Linked DNA regions of Homo sapiens: all the other regions are linked to region 2. A link is a contact called in ENCODE Hi-C or POLR2A ChIA-PET data. All regions are on one chromosome and are shown on one strand. The core of a region is the stretch at or near the end of the contact, and the rest is flanking DNA. Distances in the headings are between cores, read along the strand shown.

What was found. A loop is a pair of places that touch in the nucleus more often than their neighbours do. ChIA-PET counts read pairs that join two places held with the same protein, here RNA polymerase II (POLR2A). Pooled maps may share reads with other maps.
Region 1: a map of HepG2 shows a loop between it and region 2 (28-fold over the local background). The contact joins two enhancer-like sites. A Hi-C loop is called at or near these places in 18 of 168 maps with a recorded cell type or tissue (Calu3, GM12878, HCT116 and 12 more), 32 of 37 single-sample maps with no recorded cell type and 24 of 50 pooled maps. POLR2A ChIA-PET finds 5 or more read pairs at or near these places in 3 of 52 experiments (BJ, HEK293T and MCF 10A).
Region 3: a pooled map shows a loop between it and region 2 (3-fold over the local background). The contact joins two enhancer-like sites. A Hi-C loop is called at or near these places in 1 of 168 maps with a recorded cell type or tissue (gastrocnemius medialis) and 2 of 50 pooled maps. POLR2A ChIA-PET finds 5 or more read pairs at or near these places in 1 of 52 experiments (MCF 10A).

Annotation. Positions count from the first base shown.
Region 1 is chr20:22,975,081-22,979,511 of GRCh38, forward strand. No RefSeq gene overlaps it. Among named protein-coding and RNA genes, the nearest start is that of SSTR4, 58 kb to the right of the region's middle. Within about 2 kb of position 2,056, at least 5 of the 41 ENCODE cell types and tissues checked have a DNase peak (open chromatin) inside an H3K27ac peak, as active enhancers do.
Region 2 is chr20:22,689,454-22,693,886 of GRCh38, forward strand. LOC124904963 (a long non-coding RNA gene) reads left to right here. Exons shown (of 2, transcript XR_007067729.1): 2 at 2,011-2,257. Among named protein-coding and RNA genes, the nearest start is that of LINC01747, 6.3 kb to the left of the region's middle. RefSeq lists a silencer at 2,352-2,451. Within about 2 kb of position 2,383, at least 2 of the 41 ENCODE cell types and tissues checked have a DNase peak (open chromatin) inside an H3K27ac peak, as active enhancers do.
Region 3 is chr20:23,160,014-23,164,559 of GRCh38, forward strand. All of the region lies in intron 2 of LINC03125 (long intergenic non-protein coding RNA 3125), which reads left to right. It also overlaps the pseudogene RNA5SP478. Among named protein-coding and RNA genes, the nearest start is that of LINC03125, 14 kb to the left of the region's middle. RefSeq lists a silencer at 214-313 and an enhancer at 1,839-1,888. Within about 2 kb of position 1,783, at least 14 of the 41 ENCODE cell types and tissues checked have a DNase peak (open chromatin) inside an H3K27ac peak, as active enhancers do.

The DNA.
Region 1 (4,431 bases), core at 806-3,305, 290 kb after region 2:
CTAGAATCACCTGTTCCACTCACCCCATGAGCTGAAAGGAACAAAATTTGTGTCACTCTTTTCTTCTTGGAATTTACCTTTTGGTAGTTAATAAACTTTGTTATATGGTATTCACTATATATTTGTCATACTAAGTATCACATACATGTCAAGCCATGATGAACCAAACATTCCCAAGGGCAGCTAGGGGTGGAGCTTGGGACATCTTGTGATTGAATCCTCCTCCATAGCTTTGAGCTTCCACGTGGGCTTTTTTAAAAGCTGTGGGGGAGTGGAGGTGTTAGGTCTTCCCTTGCTTGCCTGTTGGCTTATCCATCTCTCATTTCCTTCAAGCACTGACACTGTCCCTTCTTCATCATTTCTTGGCACCTAACAAAGGACCCTTGCATGGAACTTTGGAAGAGCAGAGGATGATAGGTAAAATGGAAAGAGCTTAAATCTGAGCAGGCACCACTGTTTCCCCTGGGCACAGGCCATCCCCACCTCGCACATACATACTCACCTACGCTTACCCTAAGCCTTTGTCCAAATCCCTCTCACAAAGCATCTAGCTTGCCTCTCCTTCCTCTGTCTCAAGTCACCAGGAACTTGAATTCAGGCTTCCTGGGGCAGTAAGAAAACCTTCTCAATTTAATATGATCAACAGCTCCCCCATACTCCTGAGCAGCCAGGATGACTCCTTTGCAGAGCCAAAGATCCATTTCCCTAACAAAATGTCCTTCTCATCTTGGGGAGAATTCTGTTAGGAACAGGGATGGGATCTCCACCTTGAGGTCTGAGGACAGAAATTTGGTTAAGAAGAAATTACATCTTTATTTCCACTAGCCTGTAACTGAAATTTGGCATCTCCTTCTACCATGAATGGAGGCAACAAGCTAGAGTTTTATTATCAGGACTTATGACTTTATTTCCAGCAGAAATTGAAGATATTTTCATCTCATTTCAAACATGTAAATATATCTTCAAATAGCATTTATGTTCCCCACTACTTGGAAATTATAGAAGTTATCACACTTGCTGCTAGGACCTGTTAATAGCTAAAACCACATAGACATGACTATACTTACATAGTTTAGTGCTTTTTCTTTAAATCACACGTATTTGATTTTCAGCACTTATCAGCTTTCTTCTGAGAAAGGTTTCACAGGCTCCAGCAGACTGCCAAAGAGGTCCGTGGCACAAAAAAACCCATATTCCAGACACATCTTGTGACTGACTGCAGTCTATCTGTAGCACAACCTGTCTCCTCTTTAAGCACCTCACAATTCAGTCAGCTGTCGGTTACCAATTAAATGTATATCAAAGCTTTAGAGTGCAGAACCTATTCAAGGACTACAGGAACTGGGAGGAGAGTGAGCAGGTGGGTGGGGAGCTACTTGTACCAATACCCTATCCATATTGGTTTCGTCTGGGTTTTCCCATAGGCCAGAGTGCCCAAACCTGCCCTCACCTGACATGCTGACATGAGGATGGCCTTGTCACATGTACTGCCATCTATGACAGAATTTGGTCTTGGATATTCTGTTCCAGAACCCAGAGGTGGTGGTAGGCAGAGGAACAAAGTCGACTGAGCCTCTGGGGGAACAAGAGGAAACAAAGGAAATATTTAACAAATTAAGAGACAATCGGAAGTCAATGAGAGGAGGCAAACTATCAATGGTCAGATGAGCAGGGAGTCCCCAGCATGGGTGAGCCCACCCTCAGTGGGGAAGGGAACTTGCCTGTGGTGTTAGCTTCTATGATGGAAGTCCATGAAGAAGAAGTTCTACAAATGGGGAAATTGAGACAACACAAGCAAACTAAGAAACTTGGGACACATAGTAGAAATCTAGACGGTTCTTTTAATGGACAGACTATTCTTTAAAGGAGGTCCTAAAACTGTAGAGATCACAGTCCCCGCTAGGTTCACCACCCCACCTGGCAGGAAATGTTGTGAGAAGGGGTTTAAGTGTAAAGTAAACTTGTAACAAGAGTGGCTGGCGCCAGTCTAAGCAAGAGGTACCACAAGGAATTTGTGCACATCCAGGAATGTGGAGTTCCACAACTCTCAACTAGCTTGTGGGAAAGCATAGGGCTGCTTTTCTGTTGACTAAAGCTATGAAAGAACTGAAAAGTGTGGCTTGCCAGGAAAACACTTGCTGTCCCCAAGGACACTAGCGCTGAGGACATGAGAGGAAGCAACACCCTTGGATCTGCCATCACTTGTCTAAGAATGGCAATCATCCAGTAACAGATCAGCCTTGGCTTTCAGGCCAACAAATTTCAGGCACTTGTAATAAGCTGTGCAACCATCGCCACTATTTTCTTACCCAATTCCTTTTCAGCTCCAGCAGGTCCTGCCAGTCACCTTGTACGACTTACCCCACTGGCTTTTTACATTTCAGAATTAAGAAATATCATACAGCAAACAAAGGGTTGAGTTAAAAAAGCTTGTTTGCACATTGTTTTAGGAATTCAGAACACATTTCCCATAGAAACAATGCAGACAAGCCACAAAGGCAGATGGTTCCCTTCCTTCTGCCCCCACCCAAAAGTTTAGCCTGTGATGTTCTGAAAGCACAGTATTATTCCCCATTAAATTGTTCCTGAAATAATGCCTTTTGAGTCATAATTCAGAATGCCTAACTGAATTTTATGGTGGCTTTAAATGTGGCCCCAAAGTTCTTTGCACTCTATGTGCTCTCCCCTTGATCCTGGCTCTGATGACTTGACCAAAAGAATAAGGCAGAAAGGATGCTATGCCAGTTAATTTTGTGATTATAGAATTACTATGATACCAAAACCAGATAGTACTAAAAAACCCCAAAGACCACTATCCCTAAAAAATACGGATGCAATAATCCATACAAAATATTAGTAAATAGAATTCAGCAATACATAACTATATACCATGATCAAGTGAGATTTTTTTTCCCCAGGAGTTCAAGGCTGCTTTAATATGTAAAAATGAATATAATCCACCATGTTAACGGACTAAATAAAAATCACATGGTCATATCAAGGGGGAAGGGAAGCATTTGACAAAATTCAACACCCATTATGATGAAACTCTCAGAAAAATAGGAATAGAAGAAAACTCTTCCAACTTGATGAGCATCCACAAAAAGTCCAGGCTCCCTCCACGGTCTTCCTGGTAACATGGGAGTGAGGGACTTTCACAGGCTGGCAGGGATGGAAGTCTTGGCTCCCTACTCAGTCTTCTCTGACGGTGACCCATTCATTGTGGGGGCTGGACTCCTCATTAGCCTGGTAGTCTAGGCTCCCCATCTGGCCTTGGTGAGTGGAGATGGGGCTGCCGATTTTCTGTGGTGTTTAGATGGAGTAAAGCAGATGTTGCTAACAGGCTTTCTTTTTTAAATTTGTATAAACTTAAGAGATATAAGTATAATTTTGTTACATCAATATATTGTATAGTTGTGAAGTCTGGGCTTTTAGGGCACCCATCACCCAAATAATGTGTACTCTACCCATTAAGTAATTTTTCATCACCCACCTGTCTCCTATTCCCTACCCTCCCGAGTCTCCAATGTCCATCATTTCACAATTTGTCCTAGTTTATACACTATTTAGCTCCCACTTATAAATGAAAACGTGGTGTTTGATTTTCTGTTTCTGCGTTATTTCACTTAAGATAACGGCCTCCAGTTCCATCCATGTTACTTCAAAAGACATGACTTCATTTTTTTTGACTGAGTAGTATTCCATTGTGTATATGTATCACATTGTCTTTATCCAATCATCTGCTGATGAACACTTAAACTGATTCCATATTACTGTTATTGCGAATAGTGCCGTGATAACATATGAGTGCAGGTATCATTTTTATATAATGATTTCTTTTCCTCTGGGTAGATACACAGTAGTGGCGTTGCCACTCCAAAGGGTAATTCTATTTTTAGTTCTTTGCCATATCTCCACGCTGTTCTCCAAAGAGGTTATACAATTTACATTCTCACTGGCAGTGTGCCTGAAGGTTTTATGTCTTGCCAAGTCTTAGTTCTTTGGCCAGAGAGAGCAGGCTTTTGGGGGGCCTTTCTTGCCTGTGCCTGTTGGTATTTCTGGGTGGCTCACTTCTTTAGCTCTGACTCTGGAATATGAATCAAAAAGAGATTCCTGGGACTTACCGCTAGGTCATCCGTTGGGTCCTGGGGTCCCTGGCCCATCTGCCTCTTTCTCTTCACCTTTCAGAGGCTTATGTTTGCTTTGCACACAATGTCCCAAATTTTAGTTACTTTTAGCAGGATGGATAGGGATGGATAGATAGATAGTCCATCTATTCTATCTTCCTGGAAGCAGACACCTGATATTTTTGGATATCTGGATTCTGCCTCTACTTTATTATTTGACTGGATGTGGAATTCTAGGCTGTACTTTAGAATTTGAAGGTTTTGCTGCACTAACTTCTTCCCTTCCAGCATTGCCTTCTGATTT
Region 2 (4,433 bases), core at 1,133-3,632:
GGCCTCGGTAAACAGACACTTATCAGACAGGACATTAGAGATTAAAGGACTTAGAGGCTGCCTTCCAGGAGCTGTGCCAGGGCCACACCTTTCTTTGGGCAAGGTTAACCCTTTACTACTTGCAGAATATGAATATTCCAGCTCCTTCATCGCCAGTGCGGCCTCTCTGGGGTGTGACCAGCCCTGACTCTGTCTCAGAACTCCCTAGCAGGAGGAAGCCAGAAGCACCCACGTGGTTCCTGGCTCACTTTTTTCACTCCCCAGTCCCACCTTTCCACTGTCTTGCCTCTTTTTGTTGTTGTTGTTCTGGGAACACTTTCTAATAAATCTTCACACAAAGACTTGTTTCAGATTCTGCTTCCAGGGATCCTAAAATAGGACACTGTAAGAATTTACAAAGTGATACATTTCCTGTATTTCATTAACCTGCTTATGTGAATTACTGTTATTTTCAAACCTCAGAAATTAGCTGCAGCTGCTCTTAAGATTAAATCTGGAGAAGCCAAGATAGAACTTGGAGTTGAGTCTCGCAGTGGCAACCGGGTCTAAGGAAGGGTCACCTGGCTAGAGCTGGAGTTGACACCCAGCCGGTCCAGGAGGGGCCGCTCCCACCAGGGACTCCAATCAGAGGTGAAGGGTCAGGGTGAGGAGAGAAATGCTCTCACTTCCCTCTTCCTCTCACCTCCATCTCTTGACATCACTTCCCGTTGGATGAACCTAAATGGAAGCCAGTAGGCAAGAGAGCCTGGAAAACAGCGTTTGCAGGGGGCGGTTGTGAAATGGATCTAAAGGCAAACAACACGTGATGGACACATGTTTCGTAACCACTGATAGAGAAAAAGGCAATAGAAAAACATTGATATTAACTTAGTAGCACTTTGGATAATTAAAGCTAAAACAAAATCAGAAGCCAGAAGAGCTGTATATACTTACAAACAACAGTGCAAATGTGTGTGCAGCACCTGTTGGGAGGCCCTGGCATTAATTCTAGGTCCCTCCATCCTTCTCTAGGGGTGAGCAGCCAACAGGGTGGTGCTTTCTCTACTAGAAGAGTCAACAGCCACAACCCCTCACCCCAACAGCTTCAAATGACATGCCGAGAACAGCACGTAGAATCCCCTTATGTTTACATGGTGTTGGTGCCCTTTGAAAATCTGATTAGCTCTTTTAATTACCATGGACCCTTTCAGCACTTAGCTGGTAAATAGCTAACTCTAATTAATAACTCTCTGTATGCTTGGGAAATATCACTTATTTTACTGTCTGTCCTTCTGGTGCCAGTGGCTGCCAGAGCTCAGCACCTGGGAGTGACCCCACTTCACTGTCCCCTGACCTTCCACTGTTGCTCTGCCTCATTCCCCTAGACCCTGAAGCTTCTCCACCTGAGGGGAACGGGATCAACTGTGCAAACTGCCCAGAAAGCAGGCATGCCAGGGAGCACTTCCTGGACTGTCTGTAGTGAGCTCTGTGGACAATGGGTGTGTTTTTCTCTTTAGGGCTATAGATAAACCACCTGACGGCCAAGCTGTCTGAGCGCTATGTGGTTCCACCATACGGAAGCATCTGAAGAGCTGGCGAAAAAGCTGCCAGCACCCTAGGGGGTAGAGTTCGCGTCTCTGACTGCTGTCCCATCCCTGCTCCCAGAGAAGTGCCTGGCATGTAGCAGGGCTGCAGTGTGTCTTTGTGGATGGAACAAGCCCTGATATTTGGGCCAAGCAACCAAATGCCAGGCTGGTGGTCCCACATAAGTGTGGTGGAGTGGGTCTGCCTAGCCACCCACCAGCTGTTAAGGAGGAAGCGGTGGTGCCTGTGGTCCATAGAGCCTGAAGCCTTAGTTGGTGGTTGATCTGCTTTCTGGGAGGATCAGAAATTCCCAAACTTTAATCAAGTAGCGTTCCAGATGAGTCCAGCGACTCTGCACAAAAAAACTGGAAGCCCTCGAAGGAGACCTAAGTTCAGATCAGGGCTCACACGTTTTCTGGCTACTGGATGTGTTTTTCTATTGCACAGATTTGCAGGCGCTTTAAATGAGAATGTGTGCCCCGGCACTTACTAAGCACATCAGCGAAAGCTTCACAGCGCACCATCAGCCAGGCCTGCTGCTGCTAGACCCTCTGCCAGACACTGAGAAGGAAGACGTTTGTGCCCTAGGTCAAAGGCAAACCCTGGGTCCTAGGGAATGTCATTGAGGTTTGCTTAAGTAAAATGTTTTCATTTAGGTTATCTATGCCAATAAAATGATGCAAAATTCATAAAAGCAGGTGGAAGCAAAATCGTGTCTGAATGTAGGACCCTCTTCTAGTTCCCTTTTGAAGCAGCCGCTTAGGCCGTCTGCAATTAAGCCGATTTGACAGTAGAGGGCAGCAGAGGGTGCCGTTTCAGGGTTCATTCGGCCGCACAGGCACAAGCTCCCTACCGGCTCGGCCTCAGCCGGAGGCCCTGGCAGAGCTAACAATGGCCGGCTCCGCCAAGGCGCGAGCAATGAGCTGGATAAAGTCTCAAGCGACCCCCAGCTCAGGCCTGATGGAGAAGCTGGTTATGTGCACAGCCTCTAACTCTGACCAACAGCAGGTTAGGTCAGAGGCAGGACTAAGGGGAGACACATTCCCGGTGTTTCTTTTCCTTGTCGGCATGTCCAGGGTGTGGGGCAGCTGCCGGATAACCCCAATTGGGGTTATCGTGGTGTTCAGGCTTCCCTGTCCCTCCTGCAAGCAGCGAGCAGTACCTTGAGCCTGCAGGGAACATATGAAGATGAAGAACCTCATCTTCTAACTCCTCCAGCTCCCAGAAAGCTTGCCTGGAAGCTTCCTCCTTGGGCATCCTCTCCCGGTGGGGATGGCTGGGCATGGCCAGACAGCCCTTCTTCCTTCCTCTCTCCATCAGTGCTGAGATGAGCACGGTGAAAATATCCAACAATGGGGAAGAGAAAAGATGGAGGCAAAATGCAAGCACTTGGAGAGGAAAGAGGGCCTGGGAAAAAAAAGTGAATCACATTTTGAGCCATTTTCCTTGTTTTTTGTTTCTAAAGATGCTGTTGCCCTAGCTCTGAGTATCAAGGTTAGTAAGTGATCCACGCAAAGACAGTGGGACTCTGGTTCCTTGTAGAAACCACCGATGAACCCAAGCTATTTTATTTTTTTAAATTTTATTATAAGTTCCGGGATACATGTGCAGGATGTGCAGGTTTGTTACGTAGGTAAACGTGCCATGGTTGTTTACTGCACCTATCAACCCATCACCTAGGTATTTAGCACTGCATTCATTAGCTAGTTATCCTGATGCTGTCTCTACCCCTGCCCCACGACAGGCCCCAGTGTGTGTTGTTCCCCTCCCTGTGTTCATGTGTTCTCATTGTTCAGCTCCCATTTATTATTATTATTTATTTTTTTGCAAAGTGAAAGCAAGGTTATTAAGAAACTAGGCCAGGCACAGTGGCTTACGCCTGTAACCCCAGCACTTTGGGAGGCTGAGGGGGGTGGATCACGAGGTCAGGAGTTTAAGAGCAGCCTGGCTAACATGGAAACAAAACCCCGTCTCTACTAAAAGTACAAAAAAAAAAAAAAAAAAGAAAAGAAAAAAAAATTAGCTGGGCGTGGTGGCAGTCGCCTGTAATTCCAGCTACTCGGGAGGCTGAGGCAGAGCATTGTTTGACCCCAGGAGGCGAGGTTGCAGTGAGCCTAGATCATGCCACTGCACTCCAGCCTGGGTGACAGAGTGAGACTCAAAAAAAAAAAAAAAATGTAAAGGAATAAAGGAATGGCTACTCCGTAAACAGAGCAACCCCTAGAGCTACTGGTTGCCTATTTTTATGGTTATTTCTTGATTATCTGCTAAACAAGGGGTGGATTATTTATGCCTCCCCTTTTTAGACCATATAGGGTAACTTCCTGACATTGCCATGGCATATGTAAACTGTCATGGCGCTGGTTGGAGTGTAGCAGTGAGGATGGCCAGAGGTCACTCTCGTCGCCATCTTGGTTTTGGTGGGTTTTGGCTGGCTAATTTTTTTTCTTTTTTCTTTTTTTTTTTTAATAAGCAAGGTCTTTATGATCTGTATTTTGTGCCGACCTCCTGTCTAATCCTGTGACTTAGAATTCCTTAACCGTCTGGGAATGCAGCCCTGTAGGTTTCAGCTTCATATTACCCAGCTCCTGTTTAAGATGAAGTTGCTCTGGTTCACATGCCTCTAACATTCCCTTTTATAAGAGAGCCCTTAATCCTAAGGGTTGCAGAGGGACAAAGATCCATCTTCTGTAACTTCTTCAGGCTGAATAGGGGCAATGATATTGTCTAACTATGAGGGTCTCTTGCATTCAGGGTAGAGAGGCAGCTCCCACTTATGGGTGAGAACATGCAGTGTGTGGTTTTCTGTTCTTGTGTTAGTTTGCTGAGGATGATGGCTTCTAGCTCCATCCACATCCCTGCAAAGGACA
Region 3 (4,546 bases), core at 533-3,032, 470 kb after region 2:
GACACCCTTTGAAGCTAGCTGAAGTAAAATGCTTTGCCAAGGAGGAGGGAATGAAGGAGTCAGCATACAGAATGAAACTGGACCTTAATCCATCAGTGAGATAGACACGGCTGCTTAACAGATGAACGAATACATTTCCATGGTGCAATGAATCATTTCAGTTGTCCCCTTAAGAGTACATTTCTGAGATGTATTTCTATAGTGTGTGTGCGTGCACCTGTGTGTGTGTAACCGAAATATAAATTGGGCTTCATGTGGTCCAGGCTATACACAGAGTCACTGTCAAAGCAGCACCAGGCTAAAACAAAAGGCATCTATGGTTAGTTTCAGTTTTCACTCAGGTGTCTGGAAGAATGCTAAAAGGGATTCAATTTAAAAACCAGAGCAACACTTCTTAAAATTATGTTTTATTTATTTTCTTATTCTTCCAAAACTCGGTAGCCTTTCACTTGAAATGGCAAACATTCACATCACTTCCAGCTTTTGAGTCTTTCCTATTTTCATCTTCTGTCTGTGCTCTATCAGCATTTTACATGGACTGTAAAGTTTTCTCCCTATTTACCCATTACCTGAATTCTTCAAAACAAAAGAGGGCTCAGAAGCTGATCCAAGAAGCAGGAATCTCCTTCCCTTCCTGTCTCCGCCCACCCTGCCTGTCTTCGTCCTCTCAACAGTTTCTGCACCCCAGACTTGGCTGGCTAACACCCAGCTCTCCTTAGGAGCAAGCAAGGGAGAGGCTGAGACTCATTCAGAGGTTTCCAGTCCTCTGAATGGGTCCTTAGGCAATGGTCAGGAAATGAAGAGCAGGGGTTTAGAGCAGGGAGAAACTGGAATTTTTTTTTAAGCCTATAGCACCTGATAGTCTCAGTCTCCCATCAAGGTACTAACCAGGCCAGACCCTGCTGAGCTTCTGAGATCTGCTGAGATGGGGCATGTTCAGGGTGGTATGGCTCTTGGCAGAAATATTATTTTCTGTGTTGCTAAATCATGTTGCTGCCCTAGCTTCCAGACCCAGCTCTGCAGACTTCTGAAAAGAAAAGCCCATATGGACGGGTGCCACCCAAGGGCATCTCCGCTGACAGCCCAACTCCCCCCCAGCCCCCAACACATACACAGGGCAATGTCTCCTTGTCGGGTGTGAGTGTCACCCTCTGGAGTTCTCTGAGACTCTCCCACACTGAGCAGCCTGGAGTCCAGCCCTGGGTTTCCTCACAGGCCTCAGGGTCGGTGGTGGAACACACCAGGGTCCTTGCTTGTGGAAACTCTCAGAGGAGGCTGTGCCACCAAGTAAGCGTCCGTGGGGTTTCGGATCGCCTCTGGGCCACTCCTGCCTCTAGGAACCTCGGCTGGCACCTCGAGGTGTGGGCAGAGGGAGAGGCTGAGGCAAGACAAGGCAGCAAGGTGAGCCCAGGAGGCCGCAGGAGCCAGCCCCAGCTCCCCCAGGAGGCCTGGCTTAGGCATGCTGAGGCTCCATCCCCCTAGCCTGCTTTTCACAAGTCAGGACTGACATTCTGTGCAGACCCAGGGATCCTGACAGAGCTGAGTAAAGTATGAGTGTGCAATCTGAAAGTTCTTGAGCCACACTAGCATGCGAGCACAGGAAACTGCTGTGCGAGTGCAGGGCCCTGGAGCAGATCCTCCACTGTGGAGGGGCGCAGCGGCTGTGGCCCCGGGCTGAAACGATGGCTCCCCAGCCTTCCTAGCTGTTGGGGGTGGGGTGCAGCGGCTGTGGCCCCGGGCTGAGACGATGGCTCCCCAGCCTTCCTGGCTGCTTCCCCATTTCCTCCCACACAGGCTCACCGCTGTAGTCCTGGACACACTGTTGGGCTGGTGCATAGCAGGAACCCAATACATGAGTTGAGTGACTGGATAAACCCGGAGGCACTGACACCCTCCAACGGGGAACCCCTTCCTCAGTTCACCTCGCATTTGCAGAAAGCAGAGTAACATATATGACATTACTAGAAAATAGCAGGGGAAATGTAAAAATTGGGTTCAAAGTAGCCTCCTGGAGTTGAAATGGCTGCAGCTGTGTGGAATGGAACAGCAAAGGCAGCTCCACAGCAGAAAAGGGTCTCAACTTAGGCCCTGGGAGATGGACACAATTTCCCACCAGGGAGAAGAGAGGCCAGACGCCTCTAGCCACAGGGATAGTTGGCACACAGAGGTGTTAACTTTGGGATGAGTGTGGTTGAAGCCAGGGAAGGCCAAGCCCTGGCATCTCACATTCAAAGGAGCAGGTTCTCCTTGGAGCAGCCCCCAATCCCCCAGAGGAGGAGGGACCCCCAGGTATTCTCCCTCATAGCACCTTTTTTCTCATTGTGCTCATTACATTTGTGATATAATTTAGAGTAAGTCATGCAATGACGTATTAAATATCTGTCTCCCCACCAGACAGCACACTGCATGAGGGCTGGGCCTTAACACTTGGGTTCACTGAGTACCTGGCACTGTGCCCAGTGTGTTGTAAGGTACTCAGTGACTGCGTCAACACGGAAATGAGAACGCCGGGGCAGCTGCTCCCCCACCCCTACGCTCGCTGCAGACATGTGCTCCGTAGAGAGGGCTCCTCTCGAGGCCTAAGAGCGCTCCTGGCTTCCAGGATGCATGGATAGATGTGTCATCCAGATGGACCCTGGTTGGCACTGGACAGAGGGGCCTGGGGCTGCGCCAGGACTGATGGTAGAAGCACAGCAGAGGGTTGGTCTGGGCACCCAGTTCAGAGGGTCCTGCTTGGGGGCACGCCCTCTCCTGGAGGAAGCCAATGCTATAAAATTCCGTTAGGGACACCCCAGCTTCTGCTTCCCTGGGTTGGAGGGGCTCCCACCAGGCCCCTCCTTCCCTTTGGCTCCCTATACCCCAAAAAGGGAAGATTCTAGCAGCAAGGTCCCATTCTGACTCCAAGATGTAAGTCCCGTGCCTTCTGCTGGCCAGGTCCCGCACATCCTGGAACTGGGCCGCAGGGATCTGAAGCACTCTGCAGGGTCTCTCCCCAAGACCTGACTGGCCAACCTCCTCTCTCCTCATCTCTCCCAATGAGGAAGGAGCTGTCTGAGGAGAGCAGGAGGCAGGCCCAGCCAGCCTTGGGCAGGTGTCCTCCTACACCGGGGACAGAGAGGGACGGTGCACACAGATAGCAAGCAGCCTGCACAGGCCAGCACTCAGTGGCTGCACTTGCCAAGTGGAGCTTGCTTCATCTGCAGCCCAGGCCTGTGAGCTACAAACAGCATCTGGATGAACATGTTGGGCTTTCACCTTTGGAACTGTGGTGAGGGCAGTATCCTCCTTGGAAAAGGGTTACAGCCCCTGCTGACCCCGTGGTTGACAGCTGTGAAGGAGGCAACAGTGACACTTCCTACAATCCCAGGCCAGCAGCCCCAGGGAGGGAACATAAAGAGACCCCTGGGAGCTAAAGCTACGACTGCTAAACAGAGCCCTGTGGGCATCAGGACGGGTTCAAAATGAGATATCTGGAAACTGGAGGACCTGCAGGGGTGGTCAGGGTGGGAGCATCTCGGGAGCATCTTCCCACCAGAGCAGGTACAAAAATCTATTTATTCATTCAACACATAGTGGCCACATGGTCAGATATTGCCATCTACCTTTGGGAAGACAGATGTGAGGATGAGATGGGACGGTCACAGAGGGCCAGCAGAGCAGAGTACAAAACCAAAGAGGAAACCCCTTCTGCAGCCTGGGGGAGAGCATCTGGCCCTGGACAAGGATGGAGGCAGAATGGTGGGCCAGAGAGGCACATGAAAGGTGATGTGCGTGGGACCGCTGGATGAATGGATGTCCTGAAAATTGCACCTTGATGGCAATTTTAGTTCTTCTCTGCAAAGCCATGTGCCTCAGCCTTGTCCACATGCCAGAATCACCCGGCAAGCTTTGCAAAATGTTGATGTGCAAACCCCAAGCACAAAGATTCTGGTGTCTCGGGCCCGGGGTGCAGCCTGGGCATCTTCATTTAATGCAAGTGATTCATTAATGTGTGACAGTGCTGGAGATCCCTGGCTTGGAGAATCCTAAAATTTTCTCTAGCTTTAGTTCAGTTGCACCTGTAGGTAGAGCAGTTGCAGCTGATGACAGGCAGGCTGTGGGAGCAGGAGCTCAGTTAGGTTTCTGGGCCTCTGAGGGCCGCAGGGTCCACCTACCCACCCGTAGATTCTGCAGTATTTATAACTTTTTTGGTTCTGCCTCCAGCTTTCTGGGGCTGTCTGGTGGCAGAACAGTAAGAAGGGAGGGAAAGGAAACGTAAACCGGTTGATTCCAAAGTCCGTCCTGGAGACACAGTGCAGCCATAGGCAGGCTGGGCTCGCAGGCTGTGCTGAGCTGCAGCTGGCTGGGACTGCACAGTGAGCTGCCGGACATGCAACAAAGCGGCTGGGGGCCTCGAATGGGCACTTCGCCTTCCAGAAGTGTGTCCCTTGCCAGGGTTATTCACGCTCCCGCAGGGCTGAGAGCTGGCCAGCCTCCTCCTCTCCCAGATGGAGCTCAGGGCTGTGTGGCGGCCGTGGGGGACCTGGGACACTGGCTGCTCCAAGGG